2 separate regions of the Homo sapiens genome follow, and region 2 is linked to region 1. The links are chromatin loops, found by intact Hi-C in ENCODE. Cell type or tissue: psoas muscle. All regions are shown on one strand.

Region 1 (8,000 bases):
GCTTTTGGTACAAAGCAAGGTTGATATATTTTATTTCTCATCGTTCTTCTCTTTCTTCCTCACCGTTCCTCTCACCCTACCATTTTTCTTTCCCTTATTCTTCTCCATTTCTCCTGCATTTCCAACTGCCAGTAACATATAAATCCACTTAAAGCAATCATGGGTATTAGTTTCGCTGACGCCTTTTCTAACATGAGGATTTAGGCAGCAGAAAGTATAGATATCGAATGTGGGCTTGTGTTTCCTGGTTCTAAATTACACCAAATCAGAAAAGAATTGCATTTATAAAACTGAGGGGAAACTTTATTGTTTTCTTAACCGGTAAATTAAAATTGTGTATATTTATGGCATACAACGTCATGTTTTGATATATTGTATACACTGAAGAATGGCTAAATCAAGCGAACTTTAGGTTTTAGTAACCCCTGTGTCATCTTTAGTGTCAAATGCAAAAGAAAGAGCCATGAAAAGGGGAAGGGAAAAGATAACACCAAGAGGATTTTCTGCTGGGACATTAAAAGTAGCATGAAGAAAGAGTAAATTACATTTCACTTGACAGTGACAAACCCACTAAGAAGATGAGGTAAAGGCAAGAAAGAGCCATGGCAATGCCGAGTGAAGGTCTAGTAGAAGGGCAGGGTGCCCTTCATCTTTTTGGATGGTGCAGTCTGAGCCATTCCTGCAGAGAGCCATCCTCAAGAAAGCTGTCTGTGACTCAGTGACCCAGCCAGAAATGATGTGTGGGCAAAGCAAACAATTACAGTAAAGAAAATGACTACCCAGAATGTGGTAGTGACAGCAGCACTTACTGGCACCTGTAGTCAGAAAAACTTATTCATTCACCTTTTCAAGTGTTGTTTATGAGGCACCTACTCTACACAAATCATAGGCCCTAAATAGCCATTCTCTTCCAGATTCTTAAAACCTCATATTTTGAGTGTTCCTAAATGGTCTCCTTGTCTCCAGGCTTGCTCTCTGTTCTAGTCTGTCCTACACACAAGGGCCAGGAAATTCTCCCTCCTACACAAGAGTGGTTATAAGCACAGACTCTGGAATTAGACTTCCTGGATTCAAATCCTGGCTCCACAGTATATTAGCCCTATGATCTTAGGCAAGTTACCTAAGCTACCCAAGTTAACAAGTTACCATCTGAGCCCCAGTGTATCAGTCAGCTCAGTTTACGTGGAAGAAACAAAAGTCCCCCACATCTTCAAAGTTTAAAAATAAAGCTTTGTTTCTGGCTCATGTTTATGTCCTTCATGGGTCTGAGCCAATGCTTTGCAACCTCCTCATTCTACAACCAAAGTTAAAGTTGCAGCCCCTCTCTGGATCATGCAAGGCAGTGGCAGAGGGAAACAGTGCAGCTCCATTAAAGCTTTTGCTTGGAAATGTCACATCACACTTTCATTCACATTTCATTTGTGAAAACAAAGAGGCAGGACTGAGAGGGAGGGGCAGAAAGGATGCTGACAATATAATCAACTACATCCAGATTCCTCATCTGGAAATAACTTCCTTACACTTTCCTCCCTGATGCCATACAAACACCCCTATCAAATACAAGTGTTCAGTCCAACAAACCAAAATATAATTTGCGTTATTCTGCTCAATAACTAAGTTAAACATTTCATATATAAATTGGCTCAATGAATATAGAGTTATAGACCTATGAAGGCAAAATAATAGAGCTTTCTACAAAAAAGTTCTACTTGTAAAATTGAACTAAGACATCCAGCCCTCATTGTTACCCTGACATTAAACAAGTTACCTACAACACAGGAATGATGTGGAGAAAACACGACTTAAGAGCATTCATATTCTCAATGGATATATCCACACATCTTCACAAATCCTCACATTTCCAAATACCTTTATAGCCTATTATCTATTCCATAAAATACAGCAAAGTAGGATGTCATCAAAGCAACTCCATTTGTAAAGATGATGAATAAAAAAGAGCAGTGCCACATAGAAGAATGACAGTCAGCCAGGACATGAATCTGGCTAGACTAACTATCATAACGCACAACCCTAAATCTCAGTGATTTAATGCAATAAATTTTTATTTATTGATCTCATCCTAATTCAGTGTGCGTTAGTAGTGGCAGGAGGGTGGGGCTAGAAGTTCTGCTCCACATACTCTTTCAGGAGCTCAGCCTTCTTCTATCTTGCCATCCCACCCTCCTCTATGTCCTTGGAGTCCTCTCCTTACAGGTGTGAGATAGGGAAAGAAAGTAGAGGACTGCATTTAGGAGAGTTTTATCACCTAAGCCTGGAAAAGCTATATATCACTTTCATCATATTTATTGACCACAACTCAGATACAAGCCTGTAACTGACTACAAAGAAGGCTGGGAAATATAGTCTAGTTACGTGTCAAAAGGAAAGCAGTTTGGGAAACAACTAGTCAATCTGTACCACAGTGACATAGTCTCACTTTCTAGCTAGGTGACTTGATCCACTACACAGCTTAAGGCCAGGGATTCAAATATGTGAATTTACAACATCACAAATTACAACATATTCTGTACATTTGGCCTTATGTGCCATGTACCTTTGGGAATGACAAACATCTGTTTGTTTGTTTTGCTATTATAAAGTATTGGTTCTGATACGAATTGCTAAATCATTCTGTGAAAACCGGAGTCTGATCTCTGGAATGTGCTACTTAGGCTGATCACTGAATTAGGCTAATAGGTAAAAGAGAATAGCCATTCAAATGCTAAACACACATGGCATAACACACAGACACAAAGCGCCATTATTCTGTGTTTTGTGCAAACACACAAACTCCTCCCACCAAGGTTGACATAATGAAGAAAAAAAGAAGAGAAAGGATATGTACACAAGGAATTGAACCAAATCAAATGTTTTTGGATATGCTTGACTACCTGCCTTGATAAGGAATAAAATGAATTCACAAGATTTGCCTGCCCTCATAGTCAATAATTGTTAGAAAATTGCCAGGCCCAAGATGGATGACATCATGCAGGGCAAATGAAGATCATTTCTTTCTACATTGATTGGTGCTTGGGTTTTGTTTATACTTCAGCTGCCTGGGCCTTGTTGTAAGTAACCAGATATTGTAGGTTTAAAACAAGCTTTCCATTTGCATCACCGGGCAATGAGTGCAGCCAACAGGAAGCCCAGTGATTCAGATAACTAGTTTTAATTGAAATCAATACCAATGCAAGCAAAGCTGACTGGAATGGGAGCACTATGCTCTGATGGAATCATTTCATGGTCTCTGCCAATGACAATCATTATCAGGAATGAACTGTAACTTCTACAGTGACTCATAACACTTTCCAGGAGGAAAAATAAAAGAGTTTCTGGACCAGTAAAAGTTTTCAATTAGGAAAAAAAAAAATTACCTCTTTAGGTCTCTGTTACATTTCAGTTATAGACTCCTGTTCAATTCCAATTTGAGATTCCATTAAATGAAAAATGGCAATTAGCTATAGTACTTCCTCTTCTGCCAACCCTTCTCCAACCTTTCCCTTCCACTCTAATCACAGATTAGGTCTGGTGAAGAAAGAGAATAATTTTTATAATTAACATGTATCAGACATGTTCCAGGTGGAGAATTATGTTCTAGTCCAGCAGTCAGCAAAACCAGCAAACTCTGTCTACAAAAGGGCCAAATAGTAAATATTTTAGGCTTTGTGGGCCATACAGTCTTGACTGTGACTACTCAGTTCTGCTGATGTAACCAAATGCAGACATAGACAATACATTATGAATGGGCATCTCTGTGTCCTAATAAAACTTTATTTACAAAACAAACAGCAGGCAGGATTTGGCTTGTAAAACCCTGTTCTTGGCTTTACAGGTGTTATCATTTAATCTTCACTGAGGAGTGTATTCTTATTCTGATTTTTCATATGAGGTGAATTGATAACCCCAAGACTTCTCTTCTAGTAATGAGTGAAGCCATGTCTATCATCAAAGACATGTCTCACACCAAAGCAGACTATAGTTTACCCATTTTGCCACTCTACTGCCTGGCTGAAGAAGGAGCAAGGAAGCCTGGGAAACAGCAAAAGCTTCAGTGCTGAGCCTGATTATTTACAAATACAACTACCAGTTTAAAGAGTGTCTAACTCTTCCCTCTTGGTGATCCAGTGTTGACTTGACCAAATTTTTCATGATGCAAACTATGTACAGAGTCAGCTGCCACCTAAAAAAGCATTGGGAGCATGTAAACTCCTAAAATACGCTTGCTTTCCATGACCCCTGGAGCTTCTAATCCACATAAGAGATCAAAAATTGTGCCATGTTTGAAGAGTGCTTAAGAATTAATTTAGTATTTCACAAATACTATGCTTATAATATCCCTGTGTTTAATGCCCACCACAAGGACAGGGAATGAATGTGTCTATATTCCTGAAGAGCCTTGCACTGCACCTAACACGTAAGAAATTCTCCAAAAATATTTGTGCCATGCCTTCATGGAATATCAGTGTAACCAAAGTGAGATACTATCTTTGTTCTTCACAAGCTGACACGCTACCAGAAAAGAAAATGTATAATATACAAATATTGTAGTCTGCCCTTCATGATTGCTTATAATCATCAAAAGATAACTAAAAGTGCTATAGTTGTTCAGACGAGAAAAGAGAGTTTAATTACAGGCACATCTGCATAGAAGATGCAGCATCAAAACTGGCTCTTAGAACATGAGTAGGATTAGGTAGACGGAGATGTTGGAGGAAGGGCATCTCAGGCAAAGGAGACATGATAAGCAAATACAGGGATATGGGAAAAGATGGGGCATCTTCATAGAACAGACACTGCTTGGTTTGATTGAGCATTGGGCAAGAGAGTAGGGGTAATGAAAGGCAAGGCTAGAAAAGGAGTTTGGAGAAAGCACGTCTTAAATTATCGTAGAAAGATTGTGAGATAAAAACTAATGAAAGAAAATGTATTTTCAAACAAAATATTTCAAAGTTTTCCATTTTCTCCAAAATGCAGAATTATTTTTCTAATATATAAGAAAGATGGCAGGAAAAAAAGATCCTGAATTGTAATACAGCAGAAATATTATAGTCATAAGGTAGAGGAGATTATATCATACACAATCATCTATAAAGTTATTAAATTTGTTATTTTTTAGTTGTGTGGATTTATATCTATTCTAACTTCATATCATGTCTCAGGAAGTATCATCACCTCATAAGGTAAAAACCAACCTAATTTTTCTCACCGTTGTCTTCCTAGAGCCTAGCAAAGTGTCTGATATATGGAAGATACTCAGTAAATGTATAAAGAAGAAATGAGTGAAGTAGTACTGTTCTTCATGTTCATTAAAATGACCATCTTATCTGCTTATTTCTTGGTTTGGGTAAGTATATGTCAGCTATTTGAAAGCCAACTAGGAAAATGACAAGTTAATTTTTATTAAAAGACACAATGATATAATAAACATTAGTTAGATTAAGATTCTTACCCTGATTTTCGAGTTGATTCATAAAAGAATCAAATAAACCTGGGTTTTTATTTTAAAATCAGAACCATTAGAATTTAGCCATATTTGAGAGGTCCATATAGTTATTTCTGATGGTTACAAATAACTTAATACCAAAGGAATCATATACTTAAATCAAAATAATAATGATCTGCCTCCTAATTATTCTTCCCCTTCACCACCATCCCCTATTGTTGTCTGACCTACTCTGCTCCAGGGTTATCTCTCTGAAGTTCAAGTATGATCATGTTTTAGCATTTTGAAAGCCCAGATTAATGGTTCATTTAAAATTTAAATATTCGCAAAAGCTTATTAGTAATATCCTAGTAAGCATAATACAGCAATATATAAGGTAAATTTTGGCCTGCAGTTGGGAGGTTTTCATGAGAATTCCTATGTTTGTCTGGATTAGTCTTTGGGGTCTGGCTGGAGGGAAAGCATTCCCTGCATTTCCTGATCACTGAAGCTAAAGCAGGATTTCCTTGCCAAGTAGGCAAAGTGCAATCTTTAGAGACACCCTTGCCTCAGAGTAAGATGATGAAACCCCCAGATGGTGGTTTGCTATTTTCATATGGCATAGAAAAGTGTACAGTGTTAATAGATAATGAAATTGAAGCATGAGAATGGTCCAGAGTGGTGCAACTTCTGCAATAAATGCAGTGTTTCCATTTTTTTCTTTTTTCTTTTTGTCATTAGCTACTACTGTTTACTTAAGAAAACATTTATGGTTGATAGTGATTATGGTGGTGATGGAATTCATCCCATTGCAATGCAAACATTCAGCTAGCTCCTGAGGTTATTATACTGGCTCTGTTTGAGCAGCGTGGCTTCCAAAGTGGAGGTGGAAATTAAGTGGCATTTACATAGCAGAGCTGTACGGATAATTAGTAATTCAACACACAGCCATTCAGGACAAGGCCAACATGAGGAGTCATATAAGCATCATATGATAACCATTTAATGGGCTGTGTGAAATGAGTGGGTGGTCTAGGCTCAGCTCCGACCAGGTACTGGTTCCCACACTTCCAGGCTCAGGAAAAGGTCTAGAGTTCAAATGCATGCAAAGAGTCATCCATACAACTCTTGCTGGGTAGAGTTAGCTATGAAAGCTCCCATTAGGCCTGAGGCCAGAGCTCCTTCTGGATAAATAAAGTCATTCAATGAAGCTGCAAATGTGTGACATTTTAAGTGCACTGACCTAATTAAATTATACCAGTTAGTAAAACTTTTCAACTTGAATAGATTTTCCATTCCTTTGCCATAATATTGTGAAAGGGACTGGGCAGAGACATGCTAAACCTGGGGAAAATTTGGTGTTTGGATACAGGAAGAGCAGAAAGGCCTCATGTTGAAGCCTTAATAACAGGAAAAATAAAAAGTGGCCTTCCACTCATGAGAAATGCTTCAAGTGGCCTCACACCATGGGAAAGCGCCAGTCTACTGGGTGGAGCTCAGACATCTCTAGTTATGAAATTTTCATCTCTCCCTCATCCCCACTGGATTTGTGAGAGTGTCCATCTTCAGTAGTACCAACCCTTTCTGTGAATACAGATCACTCTTCCAAGTTCAGGGCAAACAAGCAGAGAAGAGCAAAAAAAATATGTCATATTATGCTAAGATTTGCTAATAGCATATTTTAACACTAATGAATTGTAGATGTTCAATTCAACAGACAGTTGTCACAGGTGTATTGTGTTCTGTTCTGGAGACCACTAACCTTACATCCCAGGCCCCATCTAAAGAGAGTAAAAGCATAGGTCAACACGTAGATATACTTTAAAACCTTTAGGGCAGGGGTCAGCAAAGTTTTCTTATAAAAGGCCAAATAGTAAAAACTGCTGCCTTCGTAGGTCATGTTAGTTTCTACTCACAACTACTCAATTCTGACACTGTCGTGCAGAAACAGCCATGGATAATACATCAATGAAGGAGTGTGGCTATCTTCCCAACAAACTTTATTTTAAAAGCAGGCAGCAGGCCTACAGGCTGTAATTTGCTGACTCCTGTCCTAGAACATATAAAGTCACCCAAAGTGCAAAGTAAGAGAAAACAGAAGGAAAAGCCAGGGTTTACTGACTATTTTCTTCAAACTATGATCTGATTTCTCTCAGTCATGGCTATGGTGACATGAATTAATCCCCTAGCCAGATGCAGAAGTAACTTCGCTGTCCATGTATTTTATTAATTCATGATTTATGCTTCATCTACTTTCAGCGAAGTAGCTGTCACTGAGAATACACTTGTAAAGGCTTGCCTACTTGGTGTGATGGAAGAGACTTCCCCAACCAAGGCAATTCTAAATAGAATTATAAGTTACCAATTATAAATTATTTGAAAAGACAAGTTGTCTTCCTCTACTCTTAGTTAAGATGGGCTATACCAAGTTTGAGCAAACAAAACTAGCAAGGAAAGAGGGCTCCTTACGAAATGTCCAAAGCAGATCACAGACCAGTAGAAAAGAACTTTGGGGGATGGAGTATGAGCTAAATTTGGAGTTGGTGTCAAATCGTAGCATTATTGATCATTAAAAGAG
Region 2 (8,000 bases), 110 kb after region 1:
GTTTTGGGGAAAATATTTTAAATATCGTAATACTTAAAACACTCCAGAAAGCTCTATGCCAGATGTTAACACATTGGAAACTATCAATGCATTAACTTGTGTTTCCAGTTTGACTTGCTTTTTATGGGCCTCACATTAAAGGCTTCTTCTGCAAGAGTATCCTGAGATTACATAGTAACCTGTTAAAGACTTCCCATTTGCAACTAGTTTTCTGAGTAAATTAGGATCTTTTTTGATAGTGTGTAAATACAAAAGAAATACTAAACTAAATTAGATGCTAAGGATTATGTGAAATCACAAGTGTCATAGTAAGCTCTCATTCCAAGTTTTTGTATTAATCAAAACAACCTTAGTTTCATTTATTGACTATATACTGAGGAAATTTATTCAATTTGAACTTATAAGGTTATTTTATGAATAAAATATCGTTTCTATGTAGTAAAATTCCATTTACATTTTTATTTAAGAGGAATTACTTCTGCAAAAAAAAACGCTAGAAATAACTTGAAATGTACATTCCGAAACAAATAGTATATGATTCTCCACACAAAACTTAGCTTGATAACAAAAGCATAAAACAGTTACCTTGTTTCCTGAGATTTTATAAAATCACACACTACACACACCATATATAAGGCAACTACCAGAATCTGCTTACTAGTTAAAAATACTTGCTCTTCCCACTTGGTTTTGCACAACACCTGCAATTTAATCAGGATGTTTTTGGGTGTGCCTGTACTTCCCTGTCAACATTTCAGTTTTGGGCAAACGCCAACCTGTAAGAGATTTTCATCTGGAGACTGTTTCCCTTCTTGCAACATCAGTTGTACTGTTGCCAAAAACATCACCCTACTAAGGGAACATCCCCTTTTATTCACTCCCATCCATTTCTGGACTCAAATAATAAACACTTAGTCCTGCATCTGAATGAAGCTTTTTTTTTTTGCCTTTTCTTCACCTAAAACAATTCTCACTAACCTCAGGGGGTCAATCTTTTTCAACATGTTCTTAATACCCCAAGTACTAAGCTACTCTGTTTTTTGTTTGTTTTTTGTCTTTTTGCTTTTGTTTCATTTTTTTTGTCAAAAAGGCTCATAATATTTGGGGCTGCAAACTATTCATCATCCTGAGAGAATTCAGCTCTCTAATTCTGCACAGGAGTAGAACAGGCATTTCTGTTTCTACCCATTGTGGTATTTTAAAATATTAACCTCAAAAGATGCTCCATATCATACGTTATCAAGGAAATTCAAACTGAAACAATGAGATACCACTACACACCTTTGAGAATGAACAAAACCCAGAACTAACAACATCAAACGCTGACTAGGATGTGAAGCACAAGGACCCATTTATTGCTGGTAGGAATGCAAAATAGTACAGCTACTATGGAAGACAATTTGGCAGCTTTTTAAAAACTGAACACTCTTAACATATGATCCAGCAATCCTGCTCCTTGGTATTTACCAAAGAAATGGAAAACTTAGGTCCACACAAAAACCTGCACACAGATGTTTATAACAGCCTAATTCATAATTGCTAAAATTTGGAAGCAACTGAGATGTCCATCAGCAGATGAATGTATAAATAAACTGAGGCACATCCAGAAAATGGACTATTACTCAGTGCTAAAGAGAAATGAGCTATCAAGCCTTGAAAAGACATGGAGAAAGCTTAAATGCTTGTATACTAAGTGAAAGAAGCCAAACTGAAAAGTTACATACTATATGACTCCAACTATAGGATATTCTGCAAAAGGCAAAAATATAGAAACAGTAAGATGATCAATGGTTGCCAGGGGTTAGAAGGGAGGGAAGGAGGAATAGCCAGAGCACAGGGGGTTTTCATGACAATGAAAATACTCTGTATGATACTATATGGTGAATTCATGTCATTATACATTTGTCCAGACTCGTAGAATATACATCACCATGAGTGAACCCTAATGCAAATTATGGATTTGAGGTGATTATATTGTGTCAGTGCAGGCTTATCAACTGTAACAAATGTAACATCCTGATAGGAGATTTTAATAGTGGTGGAGGCTATGCATGTGTAGGGGTGGGGAGTATACAGGAAATCTCTATACCTTCCTCTCAATTTTGCTGTGAATCTAAAATTACTCTAAAAAATAGTCTTTTAAAAAATGCTAATCTCCTCAGTACCTATATACCAACACAGAGCTTTGTCCTTTTTTACAAGGTAGACACCCTTTGTTAAGCGTGATCAAACCTGTGAGCCAATTTCCTAGAAAAAATGTAATGCTAGGGGAGACTGTTCTGATTACCAAACAATGACTCAGTGTGTTAAAAGGGCAAACCTAAACTGAAAAAATCCTGTTGAAGACAGGCATGGTTTCCTGAGAAAGAAGATTATGAACAAGTAAGCTATATTTATCTAGATCTGGGTCTGCATTCTGTTAGAAATACTTTTGTTTTTCATCACTATTGCATTTTTAATATTCCAGCAAACTGTGATTGCTTAAATTGCTCAAAGATGTTAAATATTTATACTTTTGTGGAAGTCTTAAGATCAAGAAGAAAATGCACCTAATAGAAACAATCTGCTGGAGTGGTCAATAGGCCTGTTTAGACTGTGGCGGATGACATTATTCAAGCTGGCGAGTTATTTAGACTTGGATATTTTAAAGAGTAGAAATACTAAATAGCTAAATTCTATCACACTCAATAATTATTTGTATAATATTGAAGATATGATATTAGAATATTTTCTTTCAAAAAACTATGCTGAGTCTGTTCTGCTATGTGCCAGTTCATTGCATATGTACAGTAAAAAATTAGAAGTTTACCTTCAAATATCTAAAAAAAAAGTAATAATAAATTAGATAATTCCTAAGACTAAAGAACAAAACGAAAACTTTTATTTTCACTGTGGCCTTCAATATACTTCCCCATACATATAAACTTTTCTTCCTAGCTCATTACACACAAGCCACTCTGAGCTTCTTTCAGTTCCTAAACATACCTAATTTCATGCTTGCTTAAAGACTTTCTACCTGCCATTCCTTTTTCTGGAATATTCTTCCCCAATTTTTCACAAGATTTAACCACAAGAGCAGGGAATTTTAAAAGCAGGGACTTGGGAGTACGAATACCAGGACACTGTGAATTAATATATGTAAATGACTGAAATATAATTAAGTGCTTAATAGTTATAGGTCATTATTGTGTTGCTTGTCATCATTAGCCTTCTATTCTCAGCTCTGATGTTACCTCCCCGTAGAAAGAAGCCCCCTCTGAACATTGAAAGTAGAGATTCTCCTGCCATCCTTCCTTCTCCAACCTGGTCACTCTCTGTCACATCACCTTTTCCATTTCCTCCCTGCAAATGAGGATTGCCTAATGAATAGCATTTTATAGAAAGGCTAAACTCTGGAAACACTTGCCATATTTTTAATAGTCAAATTCTTTCTCTAGTTTCTGTAGGTAAAGAATTTGTTAAACTTGTCCCAATGAAAGTGACAAAAAGTCAGCACTTATTTTTAGATAAGTAGAACAACCATCTAAATGGCATTACAGACTGGGCATGGTGGCTCATGTCTGTAATCCCAGCACTTTAAGAGGCCAAGGCGGGCAGATTGCTTGAGCCCAGGAGTTCGAGATCAGCCTGGGCAATATAGTGAAATCCCATCTCTATAAAAAATAAAAATAAAAAATTAGCTGGGCATGGTGGTGTGCACCTATAGTCCCACCTACCTTGGTCGTACCACTGCACTCCAGCCTGGGTGACAGAGTGAGACCCTGTCTCAAAAAAAATTAAATTAAATTAAATTATATTACAGCATAGTGGTTTGTTGTTTGTGGCAAAAGAAGCCAGAACAAAGAAATCAGTGACTATATATAACATGCTTTCTTTCTTTGGGCAAGTCAGGCAGTAATATATTTTGGAGACAGTGTCTAGGAAGGTAACAGGAAGACTCTTCACATTTTAAAATCTAAGACAACCACACTGAGTTATTTATATTAAATTTGGGTGGGAAGTATGGCAGAGAAGAGAAGAATCTTGGGCATGATTTTCCAGCATCCTCTCAGAGACCCTAATTATTCTCTATCTCTTCTTGAAAATTAAAAATTTTTACTTTATGAAAATCATTACCCAAAAATATGATATTGCCTGAAAACATAAATACATTTCACAAAATGTTACATAAACTCTTGCACACTGGATGTAGTAAATCATTAAATATAGTGTTTATCCCCTAACTTTTGAAAAAGTTAACTTGGAGACAAATCAAGAAGGCAAATCAGTGTCCTTTGGTGCCCATTCGAAAAAGTCCTGGGGTAGAATTGATGGTTGACCTGACCACCCTGTTTCCAACATGAACATGCTGATATTCCGATATTTATTCTTCCCATCCCTTTCTCAGGTCATTATTTCACCCCTCCCCATCTTCAGATGAAAAGAGAAAGAAAGAGAACACTGCCATGGTAAGGTAGATTTAGGTTGGGTCTTCTTCCCACACTTTAGTCTTCTACCTGAGATCATCCTGTTAGAGTTTAGTGTACTTAACAAGTCCAGATGTCTCTGACAGTGATCTCTTCACCAAACACTTTTTTAGTACTTCTCACTATAACAACTCCACTCATCACAGGCAACCCAACCTTCTTATTTCACAATCGTTTGTTTTACAAACAAGAATCCTAAAGCCAAGAGAAAGTGAACAACTTATCAGGTTTATTCCAAATCAGCATAGAAGATGATATGGGAACTCATTTCCAACAAATTTCTTGACTCATGGATGAAATGGGAGACAAGTTGCTTCATTTCATGTTTTGAAATAACTAAGTATTTCTTCTCAAGTTTGTTCTTATAAGGGCCCCTAGGATAAAGAGCAGCCTGATTCTTGCATAACCACTTGGAGTGGGAGAAAGGGAAAGTCATGTCCTGTGAGGGTGACTGGGAGGCAATGGGGAGGGTGAAGGATGGGTGGAGTGGACAGGAGCCTAGCCACGGAAGGACACTTCATGGTTGTGAAGAAACAGTGGGTCCTAGGGCCAACTGATCTGACTCAGCCCCAGGAATTATTATTATCATCAACTTTGTCTTTGCAAAATAAATGTTGCCACCGCCAATGAATGTGCAAGCACTTGTTAGATCAGTGGAATAGGTCTTTATATACATATATAAAAACATACACACTTGCATACGATTTATTCAACACTCTCCATGTATAATACCCTATGCTAGGAACTTTGAATGCATTATCTCATTTAATACTTACAACGATTCTGGAATGAAAGCATCACTATCTTCATTTTAGGTCTGATGCAAATAAGGATGGTAAAAATTAAGTAACTTACCCAAGATCGCATAGTTACTACATGGACAAGCCAAGCTACTAACCTAGATCTCCCTGATTGTACAACCTTAAACACAGATAGCTAAACTTCTCACAGGGAAAAAAAAAAATATCTATTTCCATAGAGAAAAATTGTGCCTGTGCACACATCTGATTTTGTCACTGCATGAATGCTTCTTTAGAGCATAGATTTTATTTATCTATTTTCGTATCTATATCTCCAAAGCAGCCTACTTCAAATCTAGGCATACAGATTCAATAAACATGTGTTTTATTTCTACATAAATGCTCACATAAAGAGCTAATTGTGATTAATAATAGCAATGGGAGTTGATAGATAAATGGCAGCAATGAGACCTCTACCCTCACCATCACTAAAATGTTTTCAAAGAATCATGGGCAGAAGAAAGTAGGAGGTGCTTCAGCAGCAGTCTGAGATGAAGGTGCAGTTGGAGAAGGATCCCATCATAAAGCTGCAGAGTCAACACCCCCATCCTTCTTTTCTTATTACCATTAACCATAGGACACGGAAGGTAGTGGGTGTGGGTTGTACTATTACTGACATCATTTTAGAGAGCTTTTTAGGGGCTCTGATGTTACAACACTTTTCATAAGTGACATAAAACTACATTGTGTGGACGAGCACGGTGACTCACACCTATAATCCCAGCACTTTGGGAGGCCATGGTGGGATGATAGCTTGAGCTCAGGAGGTTGAGGCTGCAGTGAGCCATGTCCATGCCAGTGCACTCCAGCCTAGGCAACAAAGCAAGACCCTGTCTCAAAAAAATAAAACAAATAAACAAAAAAAAATATTGCCACATTGTGTATATATTTTTGTCAATCATCATTATTTCCATTATGTTCTTCAAAATGTAACTGGCACATCTAATTCATTAGAGAGACAATTGATTCAGAGACTTAAAAACAAATATATTTAATTCCCTTGATCTGTCTTGATTAAATATCCACCATAAATTATTCTATGGTTATTTATAGGCTGTGCTCTCAAGGACAATTCAGAAATTAAATTATAGACATGATCTATTTTATTCTCTGTGAACAGCATATGGAGAAGAAATGACTTCCAATAACATGTCCTTTTAAAACTTTCTACCAAAATGATAATATTTTCAATTATTACACAGTCAAAAATTAATTGCAGTGTGCTGAACTCTACTAATATTTTCTATCTACCAAAAAACATTATCTGCGTACCAAACTCTACTAAGTGATTTTGAGAATTCAAAGAAATATATATAAAAAAAAGGCCTTGCCAGTGCACTTAAAATCTAGGTGGTGAGAGAAGAAGCAGCACAGATCAAGATAAGCAGGATAAAAACAGCATGTGTAAACTTCAGATGAGTAATAAGTATTACAGAAGAGGAGAAGAAAGAGCCAACTGACGTCTGCCTCAGGTGGTCAGAGAAGTTTTCATAAGAAGACAAGACATGATCTAGAACTTGAAGGATTGGTTAACAGAAAAAAAATGTAATTATGTATTAGCTGCTGTTGATAATTACACTATGCTGTGTTTCTTGCCTGAGTCTTCATACTTTTTCCAAATCCTTTCCCCTCAGCTGCCCTCTGGAAACTGGAAGTCATCTAAGACACCTTCCTCTGCCACACTTCCCTACATCAATTTGGTCAACACATCCTGACGATTTCCCTCACAAATGAATCTTAAATACAACTGCTTTCCTCCATTTCCACTGCCAACATCCTAGCCTCCTACTTGTTCTCACAAGGGTACTTCTGGCTCTCTACGAACTCTTCTTCTCGTAGCCTATGCAATCTTTTTTTAAACACAAATAGAATTATTTCTGTGATGAGATCATTCAATGATTCCTCATAACCCTTAGAATAACACAGAACACCATTAATATGCTCCCAAAGGCTGTGTGTGTTTCTGGTCATCACTGGCTTCTGCAGCCTCATATTCAGCCATTCTCTTCTAACAAACACCTACTATCTAGACTTTAGAGCCGTCCAACTCACCACCAAGTGTTCCCTGCCCCTAATGTTCCAGAATGTTATTCCCCTCAATATTCACTTTGAAAAGTTCTATTTAGTCATCATACCTCAGCTTAAAAATCCATTCATAAGAAAAGTTTTCTCATATCCTAATTTAAATTACCAACATGCCTCCATCCCCATTCCTGATAATATATCTCTCTCAAAATGCCCCCTTCTTTCCAATTTTATATTTAGAGTTTTACTTAAAGACAATTTCCCCATTAGTCTCTAGGCTCAATTTAGCATGAATCCCAGCACTTTGGGAGGCCATGATGGGTGGATCACTTGAGGTCAGGAGTTTGAGACCAGACTGGCCAACATGATGAAACCCCATCTCTACTAAAAAAAAATACAAAAATTAGCCAAGTGTGGTGGCACATGCCTGTAATCCCAACTTGGAGGTTGAGGGAGGAGAGTAGCTTGAACCCAGGAGGCAGAGGTTGCAGTAAGCCAAGATTGCACCACTGCACTCCAGCCTGGGCGACAGAGTAACAGTCCGTCTCCAAAAAATAAAAAAAATAAAAAAACTGTTAATTCAGTTAGGGTTAGGGTGCTAATAATACCATGATTAGAGATATATACAGAAGTGCTTATTGTTGAAATGATATGATGTCCAAATTTACCTTTAAAATGCATCAAAGATAAAAGAGGGACAGATGGATAA

Evidence for each region. Hi-C counts contacts between places; a loop is a spot of excess contacts. Peaks named below come from ENCODE experiments on the same cell type or tissue, not always from the same donor. Only the 100,000 strongest peaks of a DNase experiment are listed, where the experiment ranks them.
Region 2: a loop joins it to region 1, with 1.9 times the contacts of the local background. A loop is called at or near these places in 4 of 110 quality-filtered maps.

The regions. Positions count from the first base shown.
Region 1 is chr12:89,070,092-89,078,091 of GRCh38, forward strand. No RefSeq gene overlaps it. Among named protein-coding and RNA genes, the nearest start is that of LINC02458, 54 kb to the left of the region's middle. In psoas muscle, no CTCF peak of the experiment used is centred here; no DNase peak of the experiment used is centred here.
Region 2 is chr12:89,179,417-89,187,416 of GRCh38, forward strand. No RefSeq gene overlaps it. Among named protein-coding and RNA genes, the nearest start is that of LINC02458, 160 kb to the left of the region's middle. In psoas muscle, no CTCF peak of the experiment used is centred here; a DNase peak (open chromatin) is centred at 4,945.